2 separate regions of the Homo sapiens genome follow, and region 1 is linked to region 2. A link is an interaction called in ENCODE POLR2A ChIA-PET data of the cell type or tissue named here. Cell type or tissue: MCF 10A. All regions are shown on one strand. Links, peaks and the distances in the headings refer to the core of each region. The heading gives the core; the rest is flanking DNA. Region 1 overlaps SMPDL3A (sphingomyelin phosphodiesterase acid like 3A). Region 2 has its middle 43 kb from the start of FABP7.

What was found. ChIA-PET counts read pairs that join two places held together with the same protein. Peaks named below come from ENCODE experiments on the same cell type or tissue, not always from the same donor. Only the 100,000 strongest peaks of a DNase experiment are listed, where the experiment ranks them.
Region 1: POLR2A ChIA-PET joins it to region 2 with 22 read pairs; 4 of 35 experiments call an interaction of 5 or more read pairs at or near these places.

The regions. Positions count from the first base shown.
Region 1 is chr6:122,798,362-122,803,748 of GRCh38, reverse strand. It overlaps SMPDL3A (sphingomyelin phosphodiesterase acid like 3A), which reads right to left. Exons shown (of 8, transcript NM_006714.5): 4 at 2,343-2,439; 5 at 1-85. Among named protein-coding and RNA genes, the nearest start is that of SMPDL3A, 12 kb to the right of the region's middle. RefSeq lists a silencer at 5,171-5,387. In MCF 10A, for the core only: no CTCF peak of the experiment used is centred there; no DNase peak of the experiment used is centred there.
Region 2 is chr6:122,733,647-122,739,033 of GRCh38, reverse strand. No RefSeq gene overlaps it. Among named protein-coding and RNA genes, the nearest start is that of FABP7, 43 kb to the left of the region's middle. In MCF 10A, for the core only: no CTCF peak of the experiment used is centred there; a DNase peak (open chromatin) is centred at 3,163.

The DNA.
Region 1 (5,387 bases), core at 204-5,203, 65 kb before region 2:
ATATTTGGGCCGTAGTACAAGTTTGTGTTTAGACTGATGATCCTAAGGTTTGGATTAGTTGTAACTTTCTGTGAATAAAAACCACCTATAAAAACAATTTTAAAACACATTTAGGAAAACATACACATACACACAAACATTGTGAAAGCAAATTCCTGAGGTTTACAATCCAGTCAGGAGGTTGGTGCTTATTTCTCATTGTTTAGTTTGCACATAGATAGGCTGTCATTAGATAAGAATCAGATTTAGCAAGCATTTACTGCAAACCTGCTATGGTGCCAGGCCCCGTGCTATCGCTTCCAACATATTGAGATAACAACAGCTGTATCCAATATTCACATGAAAAGATAAATAAGTGTTTCGGCAGTAAGCAATGAGATTGAGTTTTATGAAAGAAAGATTTACACATCAACTTCTACTTTTATGATTAGGGGCTTAAGATGAGAGACATTGTGAAATATAAAATCCAAAAAATGGTAACACATATGGATCTTGCTAGAGACTACTCGGAAAAAAAGGTCAGACAAACCACAGCTGCTACAATCTCAGGGGAGAGGAGGTTTAAAGGCATCATTCCACCCACGCCTCTGAACCACTGGTGGTGGGACACCCAAGGGTCTGTTGCAATGGCACTTTCAGAGCTGGGCACTAAGATCTGGCCCAGCTTTCTTTGCCCTGAGCCTACTCACTATGCACGGCTTTCCCTAGCTTTCAATCATGATGGATCACTGCCCCTTTAATTTTCTCTATTCTTTCTTGTAGTCACAACACCTTATTATTTTTATTATGGTACTAGCAGGTCAGTTGGGTTTGAATTTGTCAGAAGTTATTTTTGAGAAGCTGCTTTCATGTCCAAGTAGTAGAAAATGACAACAGGTCTCACTAGGGCCTCTGGGATGACAAAGTTTGAGGCCCCTCATGCAAGACATCTCTGCCCCAAATCACTTTTGCCTTTAAGACTTTCTCAGGATGGCTTCTATGATTTTTAACTTAATATTATACTCCAGTGTTTAACTGGATCTTTGAGGGCTATCATTGGAATGGATATCATTATGAAACTCATATGGCTTTTTCTTAGGGCCTGCATTCCACTTCTCAGCTTTTTTCTGCCTCCCCTGCTTTATGCTGAGTCTCCTTAGAAGGCAGAGCATTTCTTTAGGGATCTTGATCATTCTTTATGGCTCTCCCTTCAACCTGCATAAGCTCTCCACGTGTCTTGTAGGATGTGAAGTGTAAGACTAGACATAGGCCGGGCACGGTGGCTCATGCCTGTAATCCCAGCACTTTGGGAGGCTGAGGCAGGTGGATCTCCTGAGGTCAGAAGCCCGAGACCAGCCTGACCAACATAGTGAAACCCTATCTCTACTAAAAATACAAAAATTAGCCAGGTGTGGTGGCAGGTGCCTGTAATCCCAGCTACTCAGGAGGCTGCAGCAGGAGAATCGCTTGAAACCAGGAGGCAGAGGTTGCTGTGAGCCAAGACCATGCCATTGCACTCCAGCCTGGGCAACAAGAGTGGAACTCCATCTTAATAAAAAAAAAAAAAAAAAAAAGACTAGATATAGTTCCCTAGATTAATCAGAACCATAGTCTAATTCTAAGCTATCATGTCTCAAATTCATATATACTATGATTTGCTGCATGCTAGCAAAAACAATAACAAAATAGTGGCAAAAGCCAAAGGGTTAACAAAAATACCGAAAGAAGTATTTTAACTGAGAGAAGTCTAGCCATTAACTTAATATTTGTCTCAACATTCTGAAAACACCAAAGTCTTAGTTTAACAGCTGCACACCTCAGTTAAGCTCACAAAATGTCAGGGATTTACATAATGATGTGTCAAGAGCCAGTGGAGCAGAGGGCCTTTAGACATGACCCAGGGAAGGCCTTACTATGCACTAATTATGCATTACTTTCCCAAGCACCTCAAAGTCCATGTTAAAAGCTTAGTTATCCTCACTTTACCAGCTCTTTGTTTTATAAAATTGTGCTGCTTGGTTAGAAGTTAGTGTCCATTCTCTCTTCTCAATCAATTTTCCAATTAGAAACATACACTTTTATTTACATTCAAATCCAAAGTTCAGCTTTTGCTCCATGGGGAACATACCTACCTAATTAAGAGTAGAAGAAGAAAAAAGAATAGAAGAAAAACAGGAAGAGCTCCCTGCAAGATAAACAGGTTCACGACCTGTGTCACAGGCAGCATTACTACTCACTGTCCTCCACAAAAACTGGGGGCTGTGCTCCAGAAGTGGCACACTCAAGCAAACATTAAAAATTTAAGTCTAAATAACATGAATAAAAATTGAGGCAAAATAGGAATAACTAAGTCTTTCACTTACCTTTCCTTAAAGTACTAATAGCTTCTTCATCTAGCCATGGTTTCCAGAGGTTTGCTACTGCATTGTACACTTTACTGGTGACTACAGGCAGTTGATCCTGGCCACAAACAATATAATCCACCATTGAAATTTAAAGATACACAGCTGAATTAATGTAAACACTACTTGAGCACTGACTACTACGTTAGGCATCTAGAGATGCAAGGATGATTATTAGATAGACTTCATCTTCAAGGAATTATAACTTAGTTGGAGACTGGGGGATAAAATGTAACCAATTAACTATAAGACAATGTGCTGGGCACTACCCAGAGGTCCGGGGAGCCTAGAAGCAAGAACAATCAAGTGTAGCCAAGGGCCAGGTGCAGTGGCTCATGCCTATAATCCCAGCACTTTGGGAGGCCAAGGCAGGCGGATCACTTGAGGTCAGAAGTTCAAGAAGTGTCTGGCCAATATGGTGAAACCCCATCTCTACTACAAACACAAAAATTACCCAGGCATGGTGGTGAGCACCCATAATCATAGCTACTTGGGAGGCTGAGGCAGGAAAATCACTGGAATCCGTGAGGCGAAGGTTGCAGTGAGCCAAGATCGCACCACTGCACTTCAGCCTGGGCAACTGAGTGAGGCTCTGGCTCAAAAAACAAAAAAACAAACAAACAAACAAACAAAAAAGGTGTAGCCCAGGGAATTAGAGAGTGAAGAGACTATTTAAGCCAGGCCTTAAATAAGGACTTTATCAACTTAACAAAAGGGCATCAAAGCAAATGCAATGGCCCAGATACAAACATAGGCATAGGCATAGGCACAGGCAAAAGCACAGAGTTCCATAGGTGTGTACCATGTACAGAGAAAAGCTCATGTTTTAGCATGGCTAGGATATGGGAAGGATGTGGGAGTGTGCTCATTAAAGAGATGCCAAAGGCAGGTTTGAGCCTGCACATGCACTGCCCGATGCAGCATGCCGAGGGAACGGGAAAACATCATGTTTTAGAATTTAACAAAGTCTTCTGAACTGTTCAAACTATTATAAGCTTCTTAACTCTTTGAATAAAGATTTACAACCACATGCTTTTGATTTGGAGAAGTCTCTTTAGGGCAGCATAAATTATATCAAAATATTTTGATTTTTTAAATAACACATTTTAAGTACAAAACATTTTTATTATCATAAAGTATCTTCAGGATGACATAAGCTCTAGTGTAGAAGTAAATGGGGAGCCTCGCCTGGAGGAAAACAAACAAACAAAACTTTAAGAAAGTTAAATACTGAAGCAGGGCATGGTGATTCATGCCTGTAATCTCAGCACTTTGAAAGGCTAAGCCAGGAGGACAGCTTGAGCCCCAGAGGGCGAGGCTGCATTTATCTATGATTGTGCCACTGCACTGCACTCCAGCCTGGGCAACAGAAAAAGACCCTGTTTCAAAAAAAAAAAAAAAAAAAAGTAAATACTGAATAAAAACCCATAAATCATTTGTGAATTGGATAATTGTTTTTAATTTTGTTTTAAAAAATTATGTTAAATGACTGAAACCCCTTCTTCACTCTCTTCATTTACTTCTGTACATTGGTAAAATAGACCTATTTCTGAGAGGAGTTTATCAAAAGTTATTTTTCAAGAAGATGCCCAAGTCCTAGTAGTTCTTGATACATGCGTCTAATACATGATGAACATATAGATACATATAGGGCAAGTAATAACCAAATGACTTGTTTTAATTGGACTAAACATGTATTTTCAGTTTGTGTCCAAGATCAGGGTCGCCTGTCTGAGAATTACACAACAGCTTAGGCCAATCTAGATTCTGATTGAAAATTGGTACGCATCGTTATCATCATATAATAAAAAGCCATAAAGTCTTGGCCATTTATTTACTTTGGGATGGATGCCAAGTATGGTGTGGTGATGGAGAAGCTTAGAATTATGTAAAAATCACTTAGACTTTCTTCTCTATTTTAAACATGAGAAACACAAGCACCAGAGAAGTTAGATGGCTTATCCAGGGATAGGTGTCAGTCTCAGGGCTGGTCTAAATCCCATGATTACTCTCACAGTCAATTGTCTATTGCACCATGTTTCCTTCCCAGTCCTTTTTGGCTGTGACATAACCACTGCTGAGAAATGAAGCCTAATGGAAAGTGACCTACCCACAAATTCGGTGGCACCAGTCTTGCCAGTGTAGGAGTAAATGGGGACCCTTCCTTGGGTGGCAACAGGAAGAATTCTCCAGGATGTCCACACTGATACCTACTTCTGATGTCATGGGTGGGGACATGCATCTGTATATGTATATTTATGTAGCTATGCTGCATGAACATAGAATTTCAGTGGAAAAATAGCACTTATGAAATTTATTTGTTTCTAACATTCTCCAGAGTTAGATCTCAGACATCAGCCTCTAAGAAATTTTGTTGTGGAGCTTTCATGTTACATTTGACATTTCCGAAACTGTGAGGTGGAAAGATGGTAGTAGAATAACAGAAAGAACATTTTTAGATATAAGATCATAAGCTAGAAAGAGAAAAAAAATTAACTGTTAAAGGTATGTAGGCTGCCCAATTTACCCTAGCTGTATATATTAATATAATAGGATATGTTATAGAAGTTAGGTAGCATTTCTGTCTTTGAATTGTAAGATCTGACTTGACAAAAAGAGGACAGAGATAAAAATAAAATCAAACAAATCCTCAAAGGAGTTACAAACATGTATCCCCTGTCACCACTTAATGTGACAATCACCACCAGCCCACTTACTGAGGGCTGATGCTGTGCCAGATAGTAAGCTATGCCTTTTTCATATCACCAATGCTCACAAAAGCTTTGCAAGGTAGGTATTTCTAGCTTCTATGTACAAATGAGTGATCTCTGCATCAGCGAGGTTAAGTGAATCACCCGAGTTGGCCAAGCTATTAAAAGCAGGGCTGGGAGGGAGGTGTGGTGGCGGAGAGGGAGGGAGTGGAAAGCAGGGCTGGTTAAAGATTTACATTCTAGTGACTATGAACACCTGTGTTTTCCAATATTCCAGTCTTCCTGCCACCTAAGG
Region 2 (5,387 bases), core at 157-5,156:
AATATATATAGAAAAATGATAGATGATATCTATATAAATATTACTTATATGAATATTTATTGTTACCTAACAGGTTTGTTTTGCTGTGCATAATTCATCAAATGGAAAAGATGTTTTCTTAGTTTAAAATATGTTTTATGCCTAATATCTCTGTATTTCTTAGAGATTAAGTAGCCTAACTATCAGTAGCTATAGATGTATTGTAAATATATTAAACAAACTATAAGAATCTTTCAAGAATCTTGTAATCTAAACTGGTGATAACTTCATAGTTCTATAATATCATAACACATAAAAAGTGAACAATATGGTTGAATCATTCAGTTATCTGACTAGTAGAAAATGTCAGTATATTTACAAATCAAGAAGTTTACTGAATTTAAGTATAAACTTGCAGATACTGAGTTTTTAAAAATATAAACTTGAAATTTTGGAGACCTGTGGGCATTACCAAAAGTTGTTTAAAAATTAATATACCTCCAGAGAATATATGTGAAATAAATTTCTTAACTTCCATATATAGAATCTCATTTTCAAACTTTTAAAGTTAGATACAGAATTTACTCTACAATAGTAATAAAACATCTCCTTTGCCAGACATTGATGAGTTTTAATTGTTTAGTGTTTTTTTGTTGTTGCTGTTTTGCTTATACATACACAAATTCTTATAGAATAAGGTATTGAGTCAAAACAGCTTAAACATTGACAGCCGGCTGGGTGGCTCACGCCTGTAATCCCAGCACTTTGGGAGGCCAAAGCGGGCAGATCACGAGGTCAAGAGATTCATACCATCCTGGCCAACATGGTGGAACCCCGTCTGTACTAAAAATACAAAAAATTAGCTGGGGGTGGTGGCGCACACCTGTAGTCCTAGCTACCTGGGAGGCTGAGGCAGGAGAATTGCTTGAACCTGAGAGGCAGAGGTTGCAGTGAGCCGCGATTGCACCACTGCACTCTAGCCTGGCAACAGAGCAAGACTCCGTCTAAAAAAAAAAAAAACAGTTGACAGCCTTGGCTAAGGGAAAATATAAGAACATTTAATTCATTGTGCTTCCCAAACTGTGATTGCTAGGTCCATTTTTCTGTTTTTAAAAACTATTTGAAGCATGTTAAAGACAGCTTAATATTTCATCAATACATTTTCCAGATCCTTATTAAAATATCTGTACCATTTTACATTTCCACTTGCTTGAATGACGATAATTCATTAAAATCAGTCTCTTAATATATGGTAGGCACTGTGTTAAGCACATAACAGTCATCTCATTTAAATCTTCATTCATCACACTATGAGATAGGTGCTATTGCTATTTCCAATTTTTAGTAGGAAAATGGAGACTTGCCCTAGGCCCCACAACCTATAAAAGTTGAACAGCAATGCCAGTCAGTTTTGTCTGTCTCCAGAGTTCATCTTCTTAACCACTGCACTGTTGGTTCATTTTGGCTAATGCAATAGTTTAAAAAACAAAACAGAAACAACTTGTATATTTTTTTAAACACATGTTTTTTTTATTATTTTTTTAAACACATGTTTTTTCTCCTTTGTGAACTTCTTTCTGGAATTTTATTTTAAAATTAGAATACTAATACTTTTCTTATTGTTTTATTTGTATTCACTTATATTATCTATGTAATTATAAATATGTTCCCAAGTTTTATCTTTTCTTAATTTTTATATAAGGAATTTTTAAATAGAAAAATCTATAGACTTTTTTCAGAACAGAATTTTTAAAAATCTCTGGGCCAATTTTTTCATATATTTGAGGAGAGTTAGGGACATACACTCAGCTAATTGCTAATCTCTGAGTATAGCCTGAGAGGCAGTAGGTAAGATATATACTATACTAACATTGTAATATCAAATTTTTATTGGAACTTCTGCAATTATTTGTTTTATGATAATCAGTATTCTTGAATTAAATTTTTTTGCTTATTTGTGAGATTTACTTAGAATTAAGATATGTAGCTGTCTTCCTCACTAAAACATAAGATCTAGAAGAAAGAATATATACATACATAAATTATGTCTAAATGTTGTGAAATATGCAGAGATATGGTACATATTATAACTGACCGTTTTTTCCCCAGTATTTTTTTTAAAACCAGGAAAACACATAAATACAACCAAAATAAAAACCCATCAAGATTTTATTGGCTTTCTCTGCCTCATTCCAGTTTTGGAAACAATCTTGACCTAGATCCAGACAGATGGCCGAGGGTTGAATGTCATGTTTGCTTTGCTGCTGGTCCTGTTATGAACTGAGATTTTATTTTTTTCTATAATAAATGAAAGTGACAAGTCAATACCAATACAAGGATGAGTAAATGTTTGACAAAATGAATTCCAAGGATACAATTCAAACATTTGTCAGGAGCCCGAGATAATTTCTTATTTGTTTTGTTATGCCTTTCCAATTTGTCTCTAAATAAAAATATTTACAATTTAGGATTCACTCTATCTCACAGGATAGGATATGTATGACCTTACAAATTTATAGAAAACTTCTCTATGTTAATGTGAAGAAAAAAATAAGATGAAATAACCATGGTCTATTTCCAACCAACAGCAAACGTTCTCAAACTCTTAACTCCTGCTTTTGTTTAGGAAAAGGATAGTATGAGTCATTATGAAAAACAATCCCTCCCACACCTGTTTTCCCTACCCCTGTCACAATTCTCTAAGTGCACATGTATGCGCATGTGTACACAGACACACACACACACATATGCATGCCTGCCTGCACGCACACGCTGAGAATTCAGCCCAATAAATAGAGGAGGGACAGCTTTATAGAGATGGGCTTATTTAAGACAATGTATATAAATATTTTCTGCAAAATTCACTAAACTATAGGAAAGACAAATTCAAATGGGAGCAGTAAAGCATTTTTTAATGCTTTTTGTTCTTTATAATTATTAGATTAAAAGGAAAACAGTGATAATAAGATCCATAGGGGCTGTACGCTAATGGAGGATAAAGAACTGCTTTGTAACGTGAAACTTTGCCTCCACACTATATGACTTTAAGTGCACCAGGCTCTTTATATGGAAAACTGGTTTTCAACAGATACCAGGCAAACTGTAAAGATGATCTCACATTGCCAAATGGGCCTTCAGCTGCTTTTCTAATTGACTTTTCCACGGTTTGTTGCTTAGTGTTACACATACTAATGTGTCATCCTAGACTAATCAGATTTTCAAGTCTCAACCTGCCTGTGTTTGTAGGTTTCAAACTTACAATTCCTCTGCTATTACCCTCCAAAATTGTTGAAACTGACTACTTCTGTTGTTAGAAGCATGATATAGAAAGCATGGTGCTCATAACTACTATGACTGACACGTAAGTTTCCCAGTTGATACAATAAAGCCAAGAGACCCTAAGTCCAGTGTGTTTCTCAACGATTATTCAGTACAGGGAGAAACACTCCTAGTTGTTTCCTAGGCAACGATTTAGTGAAAAATGTGCAGTTATATTTCATTTCATCCCATTTTCTATTTTTCTAGAACTGGCTATTTTTTCCCCTTATTTTCCAATATCCATTTCTCCTCACATTTCTCTTTATACATTATCTTTGATATTTCTTCTCCTCTAGCCTTTCTCTCCTGTTCTTTCCTGCTATTAATTATCTAACTTTCTTTCCCTTAGGAATGAGATCAAAACAAATACTTGTCTTTAAAGTTGCCCTGTCAACTACCATCTGGTTACTGTTTTGTTTCTTTTTAGAAAATCAACAGTAGACCCTTCGTGAATGAGGAAATTCTATTCACTTTTGCTTCCAGGGCATGATTGTGTCCCAGCTTATTAAGAAGCAGAAGTCTTAGTGCTTTGGAATCTAGTTTACACATCTGTCTGCTTTCCTGGAAGGCTGAAGGAATTTGAAATGCTGTTTTTTAAACAATACCAAAAACAAACAAAGAGAAAGGGCCAGAGAAATTTTCATCTGGGAAGAGATTGCTTTTGTCAGTAGATGGCCAGCAGAGTAAGTCAGATATGCAAGAAACACATCAAGTGTTCTGGGAGGGGAGTATTTGAATGCTAAGCAGTCGTTTGTGTGGATCCAGGCTTCTTACAGCTTCCAGGTCTTGGTTTCTGATGTGGAGATCTTTTTGACAGAGTTGGCTAGTTTTTGTTAGTTGCCACTCGATCCCGTTTATTGGCTAAGAATAAAATAGAAAATAATTTATTTTATATAACTTAAGAAAAATACCAAGGTTTGATAGCACTCATCCCGTTCGTTTACCACACACACACACACACACACACACACACACGCACAGCCTTTTAAGATTCCCTGTTGCCTGCAAGATAAAGGCCAGGTGCTTTAGCCTGACGTTCCTGGATCTCTAGAATCTACTGTGAGCCTCATTTCCAACCCTGTTTTTCTTGTCTCCCACCACTTTCTCTCTGCGCCTCAGTGCCAACCACCCCAGCCTGCTTCTCTCAAAATACCCATGTGCACTTCTGCCGTCTCTCAGCTTCTCCTCATGTGAAGTACTCTCCCTTTTCCTGCCCATCTCTCTGTCCCGTCTTTCTGGACCCAAGTCCATCTTCCCTCTGTCACCACACCTGTAAGTGGTCCTCACTCAGGTCCCCGCTTGGCATGGCTCACGCTCATCATGTGTTTGCACGCACCATGTCCCCCGTCATCGTTGTATATACCTGTACTCAGACAGGCAGCAGAAAGACAGCTACTGGTGGGTTCCTTTCCTCTCCTTTCTCTCTGGCCGTCATTGCCAGAAGAACTCAAATATGGAAACTCCAGAAGCATATAAGAATAGGGACTCTTTGGTGTGAGACGAAACAGGAAGATTATTTCAAGGGGCAAAAATCTTGAGAGAAGGAGAACACCTTATGGTTCCCAGCCAGTCAGATAGGATGACTCATTACCCAGGATAACATGGTATAACACATATGTAACATAGACATGTGGCAGTATGGGGCTGCCTATTTCCATACCTTGGAGAAGCAATGAGGGGGAGTGAGGACAGCTTCAGGAAGGCATTCATCAAAGTAATTGAGTAAATGAACACAGCATTACTTTCTATAGGGATTCTAATCATTTCTTCAATTAATATTGAGAAATGATATAACTCAGTTTTTGAATGTGCAATTGTAGATACTGTATGCATAATACAGCCTGTTTTCTTTCAGCTTGAAAACTAAACACAGAAAACATAGAAAACAAATTAAAAAAGGAAATATTAATTTAGTTGCAAGTTAAAATACATATATTATTACTGATAATCCATTTTATTGTCTCAAAATTTCTCTTAAAATGAGTCCAAAATTCAGGGACTATCAGAATTAGCTAGAATTTAGAGGGCTTTTCAATAAATTCATTTTGCATATAAGAAAACTGAAGTTCCAAGAAATAAAGGAACACTTG